Regions from separate parts of the Homo sapiens genome. Here region 1 is linked to region 2. Evidence: chromatin contacts called from ENCODE POLR2A ChIA-PET data. All regions are on one chromosome and are shown on one strand. The core of a region is the stretch at or near the end of the contact, and the rest is flanking DNA. Distances in the headings are between cores, read along the strand shown. Region 1 holds the start of CD300LF (CD300 molecule like family member f). Region 2 overlaps TTYH2 (tweety family member 2).

The links. ChIA-PET counts read pairs that join two places held with the same protein, here RNA polymerase II (POLR2A).
Region 1: POLR2A ChIA-PET joins it to region 2 with 11 read pairs in activated T-cell. The contact joins the promoter of CD300LF here to the enhancer-like site in region 2. POLR2A ChIA-PET finds 5 or more read pairs at or near these places in 2 of 52 experiments (MCF 10A and activated T-cell).

Annotation. Positions count from the first base shown.
Region 1 is chr17:74,707,905-74,714,907 of GRCh38, reverse strand. CD300LF (CD300 molecule like family member f) reads left to right here and starts at 1,985. Exons shown (of 7, transcript NM_139018.5): 1 at 1,985-2,084. The coding sequence starts at 2,042. It also overlaps a transcript of RAB37 not described here.
Region 2 is chr17:74,230,151-74,236,664 of GRCh38, reverse strand. TTYH2 (tweety family member 2) reads right to left here. Exons shown (of 14, transcript NM_032646.6): 3 at 5,666-5,777. Among named protein-coding and RNA genes, the nearest start is that of TTYH2, 20 kb to the right of the region's middle. Within about 2 kb of position 1,649, at least 8 of the 41 ENCODE cell types and tissues checked have a DNase peak (open chromatin) inside an H3K27ac peak, as active enhancers do.

The DNA of each region.
Region 1 (7,003 bases), core at 736-3,235, 480 kb before region 2:
TCAGGTGATCCACCTGCCTTGGCCTCCCAAAATGCTGGGATTACAAGTGTGAGCCACTGAGTCTGGCCCTTCCTAATCCTTTTATATCCCCAGTCCCGACCCTAGGGACTTGCTGGGGTCTTGATGGGAAAGGAGAGATGGGGGATGGACATGATTGTCAGAAGGAGGAGAGTGAGGGGCAAAACTGGTCCTTCCTTTCTTCCTTCCTTCCTTCAACAAATAGTTATAAGGTGAGGGGTGGAGCGAGGGGATAATAGTCCTGAGCAATGAACTGGTTTCCTCAGGTAGACCCCCTGGTACAATGGACAGGTTTCTGGAAGATTCCAGATGTAGGTATCCCTGGGATCTCACCTGGTGGGCTGGGGTACAGCAGTAGGAGCTTCCTTCGTGTTCTCAGGACAAAGCGCCTCTTGTCAGTGGGCCAGTAGTTCCCTGCTTGCATCTCCCTTCTCTCTGAACCTCTCTGTGCGTGCGTGTGTGTGTGTGTGTGTGTGTGTGTGTGTGTGTGTGTTTAAAGAGACAGCGTCTGCTCTGTTGCCCAGGCTGGAGTACAGTGAACAGTGGCTCAATCATAGCTCACTGCAGTTTCGACCTCTTGGGCTCAGGTAATCCTCAGGCCTTAGCTTCCCAGATTGCTTGGACTACAGGCATGCATGACTCTGCAGAACTAATTATTATTATTATTGTTATTATTTTTGAGACAGAGTCTTGCTCTGTTGCCTAGGTTGGAGTTCAGTGGTGCGATCTGGGTTCACTGCAACCTCTGCCGCCTGGGTTCAAGTGATTCTCCTACCTCGGCCTCCCGAGTCACTGGGATTACAGGTGAATGCTACCACGCCCAGCTAATTTTTGTATTTTTTAGTAGAGATGGGGTTTCACCATTTTGGCCAGGCCGGTCTCTAACTCCTGACCTGGAGTGATCTGCCTACCTTGGCCTCCCAAAGTGTTGGGATTACAGGCATGAGCCACCATGCCTGACTTTTTTTTTTTTTTTTTTTTTTTTTTTTTGTGGAGATGAAGCCTTGCCATGTTGCCCAGGCTGGTCTTGAACTCCTGGCCTCAAGTGATCTTCCTGCCTCAGCCTCCTAAAGTGCTGAGATTACAGGTGTGAGCCACCGTACCTGGCCTTGTAGTCTGGGGTTGGATACCCAATCTCCTCATAGCTGCCTTCCAACCTTTGGTCTGGAATCTCTCCTCTGGCTTTCTGACTTTGGCCACAAGTGCCCCTCAATCCTCTTGAACTTCTGGCCTTCTGGGCTCCCAAGCATCTGGCTACACCTGAAGCTCCAGGTTTAGGACATCGTGTCTATCAGCCGTGGCTCTCCAGGACCCCTCTGGTGGAGCCGCGTGCCCCTGCCCCCAGCCAACCCACCAGGTTTGGAGGATTGGATAAGGGCTGGCCAGACCCAGTGGATCTGTCTGCAGGTTTCCACATGACAGAGGAGCCACGAAGTTCTCTTTTTAGAGAACCCACGGTGGCTGTGTACAGAGAGGTACTTCTCAGAAGCTGATGATTCCTGTGACCCCTTGCATTGTCAACTGCCTCGAAATTTCACCCTTTCCACCTCCTTCCTCTTTTTTTTTTTTTTTTTGTTTTTGTTTGAGACAGAGTCTTGTTCTGTCACCCAGGCTGGAGTGCAAGTGGCACGATCTCGGCTCACTACAACCTCCGCCTACTAGGTTCAAGCGATTCTTCTGTCTCAGCCTCCTGAGTAGCTGGGACTACAGGTGTGCGCCACCACGCCTGGCTAATTTTTGTATTTCTAGTAGAGACGGGGTTTCACTATGTTGGCCAGGCTGATCTTGAACTCCTGATCTCGTGATCCGCCCGCCTTGGCCTCCCAAAGTGCCAGGATTACAGGCCTGAGCCACGGTGCCCAACCAACCACCTCCTTCCTCTTTTAGTCTCTTTCACCCATGGGAAGTGACTGAAGGAGGAAGTTCAAGGGCGAGAGTGAGTACCAGCAGAAGGCTGGGAGTCTGTAGTTTGTTCCTGCTGCCAGGCTCCACTGAGGGGAACGGGGACCTGTCTGAAGAGAAGATGCCCCTGCTGACACTCTACCTGCTCCTCTTCTGGCTCTCAGGTGAGCGGGCCTGGGTCTGTCTTCTTGGGGAAGCTTAGCAAGCAGGAGGAGGTGGCTGAGAGAGGGAAGAAGGGACCCGGCCAGAAGGTGTCCTTAATGGCATGAGCCTTGTGCGTTTCATCCACATACCCACCATTCACCTAGCATTTCCGTTGCCAAGGCAGGAATACAGGGCATGACCTTCATAATGAAGCCAGTGCAAGGCAGAATTCCTGACCCCCAGGGGCTGATCATGTGAAATGGACAGACTGTAGGCCCCGCCGGCCAGGGAAAAGCAGAGGAGGAACATGGGCTGCTCAGGAGAGCAGGCGACTGCCTGATCCTGGACTGGGTGATCTGTCACCTGCGTGGAGGTGTTCTGAGCAAGGGCAGGCGTCAGGGAAGAGGTGAGGCTGGAGGACTTTGAAAGGAGGGAAGAGGGAGTTTGCTGGGCAGAGAGGGAGTGGTGGTTCTAGGCATTTGGGGCAGAAGGAAATAGTAGAAGTTGCTGAGGGACGGAAAGGTCAAGAGGAGATAAGACTGGCAGGGACGTAGAGGAAAGGAGGGACTGAGATGTGGGCAGAGCCAGAGGGCAGGAGACACCTTAAGTTGGTGCATACAATTTTTATTAAAAATGAAGGGAGGCCAGGGAAAGAGGCTCATTCCTGTAATCCCAGCACTTTGGGAGGCTGATTGCTTGAGCTCAGGGATTCGAGACCAGCTTGGGTAACATGTGGAAACCCTGTCTCTACAAAAAGTACAAAAATTAGCCAGGTATGGTGGCATGTGCCTATGGTCCCAGCTACTTGGGAGGCTGGAGGCTGAGGCATGAGGATCACTTGAGCCCAGGAGTTGGAGGCTGCAGTGACCTGTAATCACACTACTGCCTTCCAGCATGGGTGACAGAGCGAGACTCTGTTTCAAAAAAAAAAAAAAAAGAAAAAAGAAAAAAGAAAAAAAAAGAAAGAAAACAAAAAAATAATTTCAAGAAGTGAGAAGTGATAAGTACTGTGAGGAAAACAGAACAAGATGATATGTTACAGTGGGACCCAGGTAGGGGGATGCTGTAAGTCAGGTGGGCTGAAACAACCCCCCTGAAGAGGGTCCCAGATGCCTGTCCGAGCCGAGACCTAGGAAAAGGATCAGACACAGGATCGGGACCAGCTTTCCAGGCACAGGGAACAGTAGATACGAGGGCTCTTGTGTAGGAATGAGCTTGGACTGGGCACGTCTGAGGAAGAGGGAGGTCAGCACGGCTTTGCCTCATGCTTCAGAAGATCCTGGTGGGACAGATTGGAGAAAAGGTCTTGGGGAAGAAAGTGACTTGTCCAGGACTGCTAGGCTGGTACAGGAAGAGCAGGGAGTGGCTCATGGACACTTGGCCCCGAGTTTCAGCATGTAAGTGGAGAAGGCAGACTTTGGGTGAGATGTTATGAAATGCATTGGCACAGTGAGACCAGGACAGGTATGGCTGCTTTTTTTCTGACACCTGGAAATGAGAGAATTTGGTAGTGAGCAGATGTGAGAGTCGTGTTGGGAGTGGGAGTGGTTTGGGACCTCTGTCTGAAGTGGGCAGAAAAGCCAGCAGGCACAGCTATGGGCGCCAACATGGAGCCCGGATACCACTGTGAACCTGCATGCATCAGCTCTTGCCAGCCTCTCCTGCAGAACTTCCACCCACAAGCAGCAAGTGTGCTTACCCTGTTTCCCTCTTCTAAATAATTTATCGTTTTAAAACACCCAAGAAAAAAAATACCCATCCGGAAGTTTGTTTTCTGTGAGAAAGGAAGGTTTTTTATTTTTTTTGAGTTGGGGTCTCAGTCTGTTGCCTAGGCTGGAGTGTGGTGGCATGATCATAGCTCACTGCAGCCTCAACTCCTGGGCTCAAGTGATCCTCCTGCCTTGGCCGTCTGAGTTGCTGGGATTAAAAGCATGAGCCACCGTGCCTGGCAAGAACAGATTTTTTGTTTTTTTTTTTGAGACAGAGTCTCGCTCTGTCACTCAGGCTGGAGTGCAGTGGCGCGATCTTGGCTCACTGCAACCTCTGCCTCCCAGATTCAAGTGATTCTTCTGCCTCAGCCTCCCAAGTAGCTGGGATTACAGGTGTGCCAGCATGCCTGGCTATTTTTTTTTTTTTTTCGTATTTTTAGTAGAGATGGGGTTTTACCATGTTGGTTAGGCTGGTCTCGAACTCCTGACCTCAAGTGATCCACCCGCCTTGGCCTCCCAAAGTGTTGGGATTACAGGCGTGAGCCACCGCGCCCAGCCTCACTGTGCTTTTTTTCCATAAGTCTTTATTGTTTCTGTTAAAGTTATTCCTAGGAATTTAATACACTTTTATTGCTAATGTAAATGAGCACTTTTCTACTTTACTTTCCAACTATTTATTAGCAGTTTATAGGAAAGCCATTGATTTTTACATGTTTATTATTTAGCCACTCTATTAAATTCAATTATGAATTAAAATACTTTTTCATTTAAAATTAAAAAATTTTCTCTAACTTTTTTCCCTTTTGATAATTATACATTTTATGTTTTTCCTTATCTTCCTATATTGATTAGAATTTCCAGGCTGGGCACAGTGGCTCACGCCTGTAATCCCAGCACTTTGGGAGGCCAAGGCAGGCGGATCACAAGGTCAGGAGATCGAGACCATCCTGGCTACGGTGAAACCCCATCTCTACCAAAAGTACAAAAAATTAGCTGGGCGTGGTGGTGGGCGCCTGTAGTCCCAGCTACTCAGGAGGCTGAGGCAGGAGAATGGCGTGAACCCGGGAGGCGGAACTTGCAGTGAGCCGAGATTGAGCCACTGCACTCCAGCCTGGGCGACAGAGCCTGACTCCATCTCAAAAAAACAAACAAACAAAAAAGAACTTCCAGAATCATGTTATTATATATATTGGGAATTCATGTTTTGTTTATGATGTCAATAGGAATGCCTATAGTATTTCACTGTTAAGAATAATTTGGCTGGTGATGCATGATGGCTCAAGCCTGTAATCCCAGCACTTTGTGAGGCTAAGGCAGGCAGATCGGTTGAGTCCAGGAGTTTGAGACCAGCTTGGGCAACAAAGTGAGACCTTGTCTCTCCAAAAAAAAAAATACTAGCCTGGTATGGTGGTGCATGCCTGTGGTCCTGTCGTCCCAGCTACATAAGAGGTTACAGCAAAAGGATCACTTGAGCCCAGGACTTGAGGCTGCAGTGACCCATGTTCGTACCAGTGCACTCCGGCCTGGGTGACAGGCGACCAAGCAAGACTCCATCTCAAAAAAAAAAGAATAATTTGGCTCTTGGTTTATGGTGTCCTAAAAGTCTTTTTAATTGTGGAAAATAAAATGTACAAAAAAGTGCATAAAACTTCAACATCCATGTTAACAAATTATTATAAAGTACATATGAATGTCTCGCACTAAGTGTGGTGCTTGCTGAGGTTTTTGATAGACAATCTTTATCAGATAAAGGCAGTTCTCTTAGTTTGCTAAGAGTTTTTAAAAAATCATGAATGAGCGTTGATTCCTATCACTACTTCTCTCTGCACCTAAGATGATCACAAGATTTTTCTCCTTGACTCTGTTAATATGGCATATTACCCTTATTGATTTTCTTTTTTCCTTTTTTTTTTTGAGTCAGTCTTGCTCTGTCTCCAGGCTGGAGTGCAGTGGTGTGATCTTGGCTCACTGCAACCTCCGCCTCCTGGGTTTAAGCGATTCTCCTGCCTCAGCCTCCCGAGCAGCTGGGACTACAGGCGCCCGCCACCACGCCCAGCTAATTTTTTGAATTTTTAGTAGAGACGGGGTTTCACCATGTTGGCCAGGATTGTCTCGATCTCTTGGCCTCGTGATCTGCCTGACTCGGACTCCCAAAGTGCTGGGATTGCAGGTGTAAACCACCGTGCCTGGCCTCCTTATTGATTTTCCTTTTTTTTTTTGAGACGGAGTCTTGCTCTGTCGCCCAGGCTGGAGTGCAGTGGCGCGATCTCGGCTCACTGCAAGCTCCGCCCCCCCGGGTTCACGTCATTCTCCTGCCTCAGCCTCCGAGTAGCTGGGACTACAGGCGCCCGCCACCACGCCTGGCTAATTTTTTGTATTTTTAGTAGAGACAGGGTTTCACCGTGTTAGCCAGGATGGTCTCGATCTCCTCACCTCCTGATCCGCCCGCCTTGGCCTCCCAAAATGCTGGGATTACCGGTGTAAGCCACCGCGTCCAGCCTCCTTATTGATTTTTTAATGTTAAAAACCATTTTGGGTGTTTGGCATAAACCCAACTTGGTGATAATGTTTTATCCTGTTTATGTATCACCAGATTCCGTATGCTGATCTTTTGTTTCAGGTTTTTGCATTTATGTTAATGAGTGATATTTGCCTACAATACTTTCTTGCTTTGCCCTTGTCAGGTTTTGGCATCAAGATTATGTTAATCTCGTGAAATGGATTTGGGATTTCATCTTCTTTTTCTATGCTCTGGAAAATTATCTATAAAATAGACATTATTTCTTCTTTACGTGTTTGGTAAATATTTCCATTGAAGCTGTATGGGTCTGGAGTTTTATTCTGGCGGAAGTTTTAAACAAGGGATTTGATTTATTTAAATATAATAGCTGTGGAATGATTCAGGTTTTCTATTTATTTTGTGCTGATTTTAGCATATTGTATTTTTTTTCTTTTCTTTCTTTTTCTTTTTTCTTTTTTTTTTTTTTGAGATGGAGTCTTGTTCTGTTGTTCAGCCTGGAGTGCAGTGATGTGATCTCGGCTCACTGAAACTTCCACCTCCTGGGTTCAAGCGATTCTCCTGTCTCAGTCTCCCAAGTGGCTGGGGCTACAGGTGTGTGCCACCACGCCAGGCTAATTTTTGTATTTTTAGTAGAGATGGGGTTTCACCATGTTGGCCAGGCTGGTCTTGAACTCCTGACTTCAGGTGATCCACCTGCCTCGGCCTCTCA
Region 2 (6,514 bases), core at 400-2,899:
GGCCAGGTCTAGCCTCTGGCGCTGGGAGTGTGGGCACATCCCTGCCCTCTGGAGCCTCTGTTGCTCTCTACTAAGGAGGCTATCCTGTGTGCCCACCACGTGGCCCCTGCTGTAAAGGGCTGGAATAAACGTATGCATTCATTACTATACCTTACTATATACAGAGACACCCAGATGGAGAAACCAACAAAATAATCCATTATTCTTTGAAGATTCTCTTAAAACTTTCAGCACTTTGGCTTACAAATTCTCTTTTAGAGAAACAGACTCTATGTTGCTACCTTGACCTTGTATCCCCACAATAGGATTTCTAATTGTTCTATAAGAGAAAAGCTTTGTTGTGGCACTAGCCGCAGCACACCGGGTCCTGAACGCTGAGTGAAGGCAGGACAATGGGACTTTGCAAAAACAAAAACAGCTGCGATCCTGTCTCTGAGGAGCCTGGACATGAGGCAGGAGGAGGAAACCGGCGCCTTCTCCTTGTATTCACATCCTCCCCTGGATGTGTGTCCTGCTGGGTGGGCAGACAGGCTCCTGTCCCTTGGCTGAGCCCTAAGGGCCTGGGGTTGAGTGGACCCTGAAGGAAACATCTGCCAATGCAAGACAGAAATAGAAAGTTGACGGCTGGCCATCCAGTTAAAAACATTATTTATTTATTTATATTTAAAGGTACTGCTCCTTGCAGAGCAGGGCTACCCTCTAGGCAGTGTGCCAGAGTAGCCCGTTCATCCATTTCTTTCTTTCTCTTTTTTGTTTTTTTTTTTTTTTTGAGATGGAGTCTCGCTCTGTGTCACCCAGGCTGGAGTGCAGTGGTGCAATCTTGGCTCACTGCAACCTCCGCCTCCCGGGTTCAAGTGATTCTCCTGCCTCAGCCTCCCTCCCAAGTAGCTAGGACTACAGGTGTGCACCACCATGCCCGGCTAATTTTTGTATTTTTAGTGGAGACAGTTTCACCATGTTGGCCAGGCTGGTCTCTCGAGCTCCTGGCCTCAAGTGATCCACCCACCTCGGCCTCCCAAAATGCTGGGATTGCAAGCATGAGCCACCACGCCCGGCCATGTGCATCCATTTCTAATGGTCCAAGTGGTCAACCCTAGCTGGCTTTTGAAGAGCACAGGCAGGGCTCGTACTGGTTAGCGGGACTTTCCCACAGCCCAGACCCAGGGTGCCTGCAGAACCCCGGGGTGCAGCTTGGCAGCCCCAAGCACGCCCTTGCTGGCAGCGAGCGGAGAAAGGGCTTTGTTGTTCTGAAACTGTCACACTAAACCAAGAAGCACAACGGGCCGGGAGTGGGGCAGTGTGCACTAATCCACACTCGGCAGCCTTCAGCTCCCACGGGTCTGGGAGATAAAAACGACACAGAAGAAGAGGCAGAAACTTCCCACAGTGAGATCAGCAAGGCCGATTAGATTCCACTCTCGGAGGCCAACGGTGTTCTCTGTGTTATGGGGACTTCACATCAGCTGTGTGGCCTTTTACATCTGCGCTACGCTGGGAGTTCCTAGTTCCAGAAAAGAGAATGGCTCTCTTTGTTTCATTTTGTTTTATTTTTTCAGTGTCAGCGGCTTGTTCCGTTTTCTGGCTTATGCTTGGTTCTTACGAGTTGGTTAAGGACTAAGAGATACCAGAGTACGGAGACACTCTACCATGTGCAGATTCGACAGCCCGAAGCACAGGGGAAAAGACCCCAAACCATGTAAAAGTACATTCAGTAACTAAATGTCATGCTAGTACACTTGGCTGTTCAATTTAATAAGATAAATGTACAACCACTTTGGAAACATTTATACAAATGGCACTATCATCAAAGAATAGTGCCATTCTGAACAAACCCAGTAATAGGTGACATTTCTATATTTCTATATTTCTATAAATCAAACAAACTTCAGAGTAAAGGGCTGTTAAAAAATTATCTGTAAACTTTTTCTGTGAGGCCACTTGTTTTCTCCCTCACAGTTCTACTCTCTCACAGTTAACTTCTCTATTTCTTAAACTCCTCCTTAGGGGGAAAAAAAAAGAAGGCAGTATTTGTATTTGTCATGCCTTCTCTTTCTTCCTGATATTTTCCCACAGGAAACAAAACTAAAAAATTGTTTTTTTGAGATGGGGTCTCGCTATGCTGCCCAGGCTGTTCTTGAACTCCTAGGCTCAAAAGATCCTAAAATTTTAAAAAATAAGAATGACAGCAGTGACCTACTTACAACTCCCCACTTCTCTATACCATCCCCAATTCCTTAAAGTTTCAGGACATAATACTCCCCGCAGGGACAGGTGGGATGACCCAGAGATGGAATCAGGCTCTCTCTCACGGAAAGCTCTGAGAACAGGAGGGACAGGTCAGTTTTCCAGGCTGGGCAGACTTAGGGACGAGCTACAGGTGGCGGAGACCACGGTCTAGAGGAAAGAGCAGTTCTCAAGTGTGGTCCCGGGACTAGGGGCGTAAGATGCACCCCCTGGGAACTCACTCACAAAAGCAAAAGCTCTCAGCCCTGCCCCAGGACCGCTGAAGCGGAACCTCTGGGGGCAGGGCCCTGCAATCAGTGTTTACCAACCCTTCCAGGTGATTCTGATGCAAGCTCAAGTATGAAAACTTCTGGGAGGGAGGACTCTCCAGCGCTCAGTGAGCTTATCTGGAAGTGTGGATGGGCCAGGTCAGTGGAGGTAAGGGGCTAAGACCAGGAGGCCTGGGTTCTGGTTTCTGCTCTGAAACATACACATTTTCAACCTCGGGTCAGCAATGCAACCTCCCTGTGCCTCAGTTTCTACATCTGAGGGCTGCCCATCAGCCTGCTGCAGACTCACATGAGAGAGCCTGGAGGGGCCGTGCTGGCTACCAGGTACAGGAAGTTTTGGTATCCCAAAACGACTCCTCTCTACTCCCCTAGACTGGGGCGTGCAGCCCTCCCAGGACCGCCTGATCCCTGAACCACCGCCCCTACCCACCAAGGCACAGGTGTCCCTCTAGTTGGACGTGCATAGGTATGGGGCTTCCAGTCCAGGAAAGGAGGACTTGGAGCAGGGCCCACCCCACTCTGTGGGTGCATCCCTAGAGGGCTTCTTGTTGGCCACTCAGCTGCATGATCTGGCCTCTGGCAAGGCCCAGATCCAGGTCCTGCCTGACCTGTCGACGAGTCCCCCATCTGCCTCTGCCGCCCACAGCGTCCTGGATCCCAGCCTCCCGCTGACCCCAAGGTGATTACAGTAATTAATAGCACTCATAATCACAGTCATACAGCTGAGTGTACTTTACAGTCTACCAGCACTTTCACTGACATTATCTCACTAGTCATTTATCTGATATCCGGACTTCTCCCCTTGGATCTGGGAAGTCTTCTAAGATCTGCTGCCTCCCCTGGAGCCCTGAGGACTGGTGTGCTGGGTGTCCACTCTGAGGCCCAAACCAGCCTCACAGGTCCTAGTAAGGACCCAGTGCCACCTTTCCACCTGGAGGCAAGGCAGCAGCTACACCTGGGCCCTAGGGGTTCACGCCAGAGGGGGAGGTGACCACCCACAGGCTGGAGGCAGCTATGGGCTGGCTGGACCAGTGTGAAGCCCTGGGACTCCTGACCTCACTTCTCGGTAACAACGGAGAGGACGAGGGGCTGATCTCCAGGGATACAGAACCCTTCTCTTTGGGAACACAGGGGATTTCAGAGAGTGGGGCCTGCTGTGAAATGTCCAAACCTGGCCCTGGAGCAGGGATTTCAGAGAGTGGAACCTGCTGTGAAATGTCCAAACCTGGCCCTGGAGCACCATCAGGCCATGGGGTGGGAGGCCCCAGCCTGGGGGCCCGTTCCAGCTCCCCTCCCTGGCAGCTCTCGTCCTGTGGGATAGGGACTTCTAGGACTTGATGTTTTCCCATAAGGGAGTTCTGGGAGTTTCTCTAAACCCGTGAAGGTCATGGCCCTGGTGCCTTCCTGGGCAGGGCAGGGGATTTTCCTCTCGGGGCTAGGTTCCTCCTCCAGTGATCCTGGTGCTGGTGGGTGAAGAGGAGGCAGGCAGCAGGATGGCAGGGAGGGGCAGAGAGAGCCTAGAGGGCAGTGACCATGGGGCCCTTCCCCACCAGGGCCTGGGGCAAGGGTGGGTGCCCAGAGGGAGAGTTCTCCCCAGGCAGGCCACACCTCTGCCTCCCAGGCCTGAGCTGGCTGTCCCTCAGCTCCTCCAACCCAGCCGCCCCAGCTCACCGCGCAAGGCTGTTCCAGACTAGCATCTCCGCACTGGGACTCAGCGCTCAGCTAAGGGGATGGGTCCCAGTGGACACGGGCGGTGGAATGAACTCTGCAAAGGACCAGGGCCCCTGGTTTTGTAGCCACCCTCAGCCCCTTTCTGGAGGCCAGGGCCTCCTCCCACAATTGACTTGGGCACGGAGGAGCAGCACAGCTGTCTCTTTAAGGTGACACCCCCGACCCCCCTTGTTGACTGAGGGATTAAAGCCTTAGAGGAGCTTAAGGGAGCAGGAGGGGGGCAAATGGGGTCCAATCCTCTTCTGGAGGATGCCGGGGCAATGGCCAAATTCTCCTGTTGGGGCTGGATTTTGTGGCAGAGGCTGCTCGGATAAGCAGCTGAAAAGGTCTGGTGCTTAGAGTGAGAATGACGTGTGTGGGGGCCAAGGTCAAACTGTGGGAAAACTCCAATTCCAGGCAGCTGGGGTAGAAAAGGCAGAGGCAGTTTTCAGGGAACCAAGTCCTCAGATGTCCACCCTTGTCGTGCTCCTCCCTGGGCCAGGTCCCCAGCAGAGGGGTGGCAGCCCCAGCAAAAGGCTCGTGTGTATCAGGCAGCGTCTGCCACAAAATCCAGCCCTGGCTTGGCAGAGTAGCCTTCCCCTTCCCCTAAGAGTCTGACACCTCCTCTGGCCAGGCCAGAGCATCCTTCACTGTGAGCCCCCACCTGGAGTCACTGCCTGGAAGCCAGAGCTCCGAGGAGCTGGGGCAGGTCTCCACTACCTTACATCACGGGGCTCTTCAATTTTTTTTTTTTCTTTAATTTTTGAGATGGAGTCTCATTCTGTTGCCCAGGCTGGAGTGTGGTGGCGTGATCTTGGCTCACTGCAACCTCCGCTTCCCAGGCTCAAGTGATCTCCCTGCCTCAGCCTCCCAAGTAGCTGGAACCACACCACAACTGGCTAATTTTTGTATTTTTGGTACAGACAGGGTTTTGCCATGTTGCCCAGGCTGGTCTCAAACTCCTGAGCTCCACATGCCTTGGCCTCCCTCAAAGTGCTGGGAAGACAGGAGTGAGCCACCACGCCCAGCCCTCAGTTGTCTCTGAAGAGAGTTTTTTCCTCTTGGCATCTCCTGGACCTTGCAATACTCCATATGCAGCACTTAAAATGAAAACAAAAAATGCAGTGGGGCTGATTTTCCATGTTCAAGGTCTCCTTTGACAAATCAGAAAGTGTTCGGCTTGTTGGAAAATGGGGTTTGATCCCACAGCTGCCTCCTTTAGTCCTCACCCCCATCCCTGCCACCCCTGCAGGCTTGGAACGCACAATTGCCCATTTGCCCCAGCAGAGGCAACTGCAGCGCAGGCGGGGGTCCAGCCCTCAGGCGTCACACAGCCCCTCCGTGTGCAGCTGAGCTAGCTGGGATCTGACGGGGGCCCTTGCTCTGACCACGCTGACCTTGTGGGCTGTGCCTGTACCCGGCCAGCTGCCCGGGAGCCTTACCAGAGCATCGATCCCAGAGAAGGTGTGGTTGGCATCGTCCAAGGAGTACATCAGCTGGTACGCCCCATCGTTGGTCTCGCTGTTTCCATAGAAACCAACGCCCACCGCAGCACTATAAGCAAGATCCCAAACAGAGGTTAGAGGTGATACACAGAGGAGAATGTTTGCTTATATTAAAAAATAAGCTTAGGGTTGGGTGCGGTGGCTCATGCCTGTAATCCCAGCTACTCAGGAGGTTGAGTTGAGGCATAGAATTGCTTGAACCCAGGAGGTGGAGGTTGCAGTGAGCCAAGATCATGGCACTGCACTCCCTCCTGGGTGACAGAGCTAGACTCTGTCTCCAAAAAAAAAAAAAAGCTTGTTTTTAGAGCAGTTTTAGGTTCACAGCAAAATTAAGTGGACAGTAGAGAGTTCCCATATATCTGCTGCCCCACACACGCACAGCCTCTTACTCCACCCTAAAACCCTGCACCAGAGTGGTACATCCATTACAACTGATGAGCCCAGATGCACACATCATCACCCAGAGCCCACAGCTTCCACTAGGGTTCATTCTCAGCGTTGCACATTCTATAGGTTTGGACATATGGATAATGACATGTGTTGGCTGGGTGTGGTGGCTCACGCCTGTGATCCCAACACTTTGGGAGGCTGAGGCGGATAGGTCGCTTGAGCCCAGGAGTTGGAGACCAGCCTGCGCAACGTAGTGAGACCCTATCTCTGCAAAAATTAAAAAAAAAAATGAAAAAATGACGTGTCCACCATTACCATATCATACAGGGTAGTTTCACTGCCCTAAAATTCCTCTGTGCTCTGCCCATTAAGTACCCCCTCCCCTCTAACCCCTTT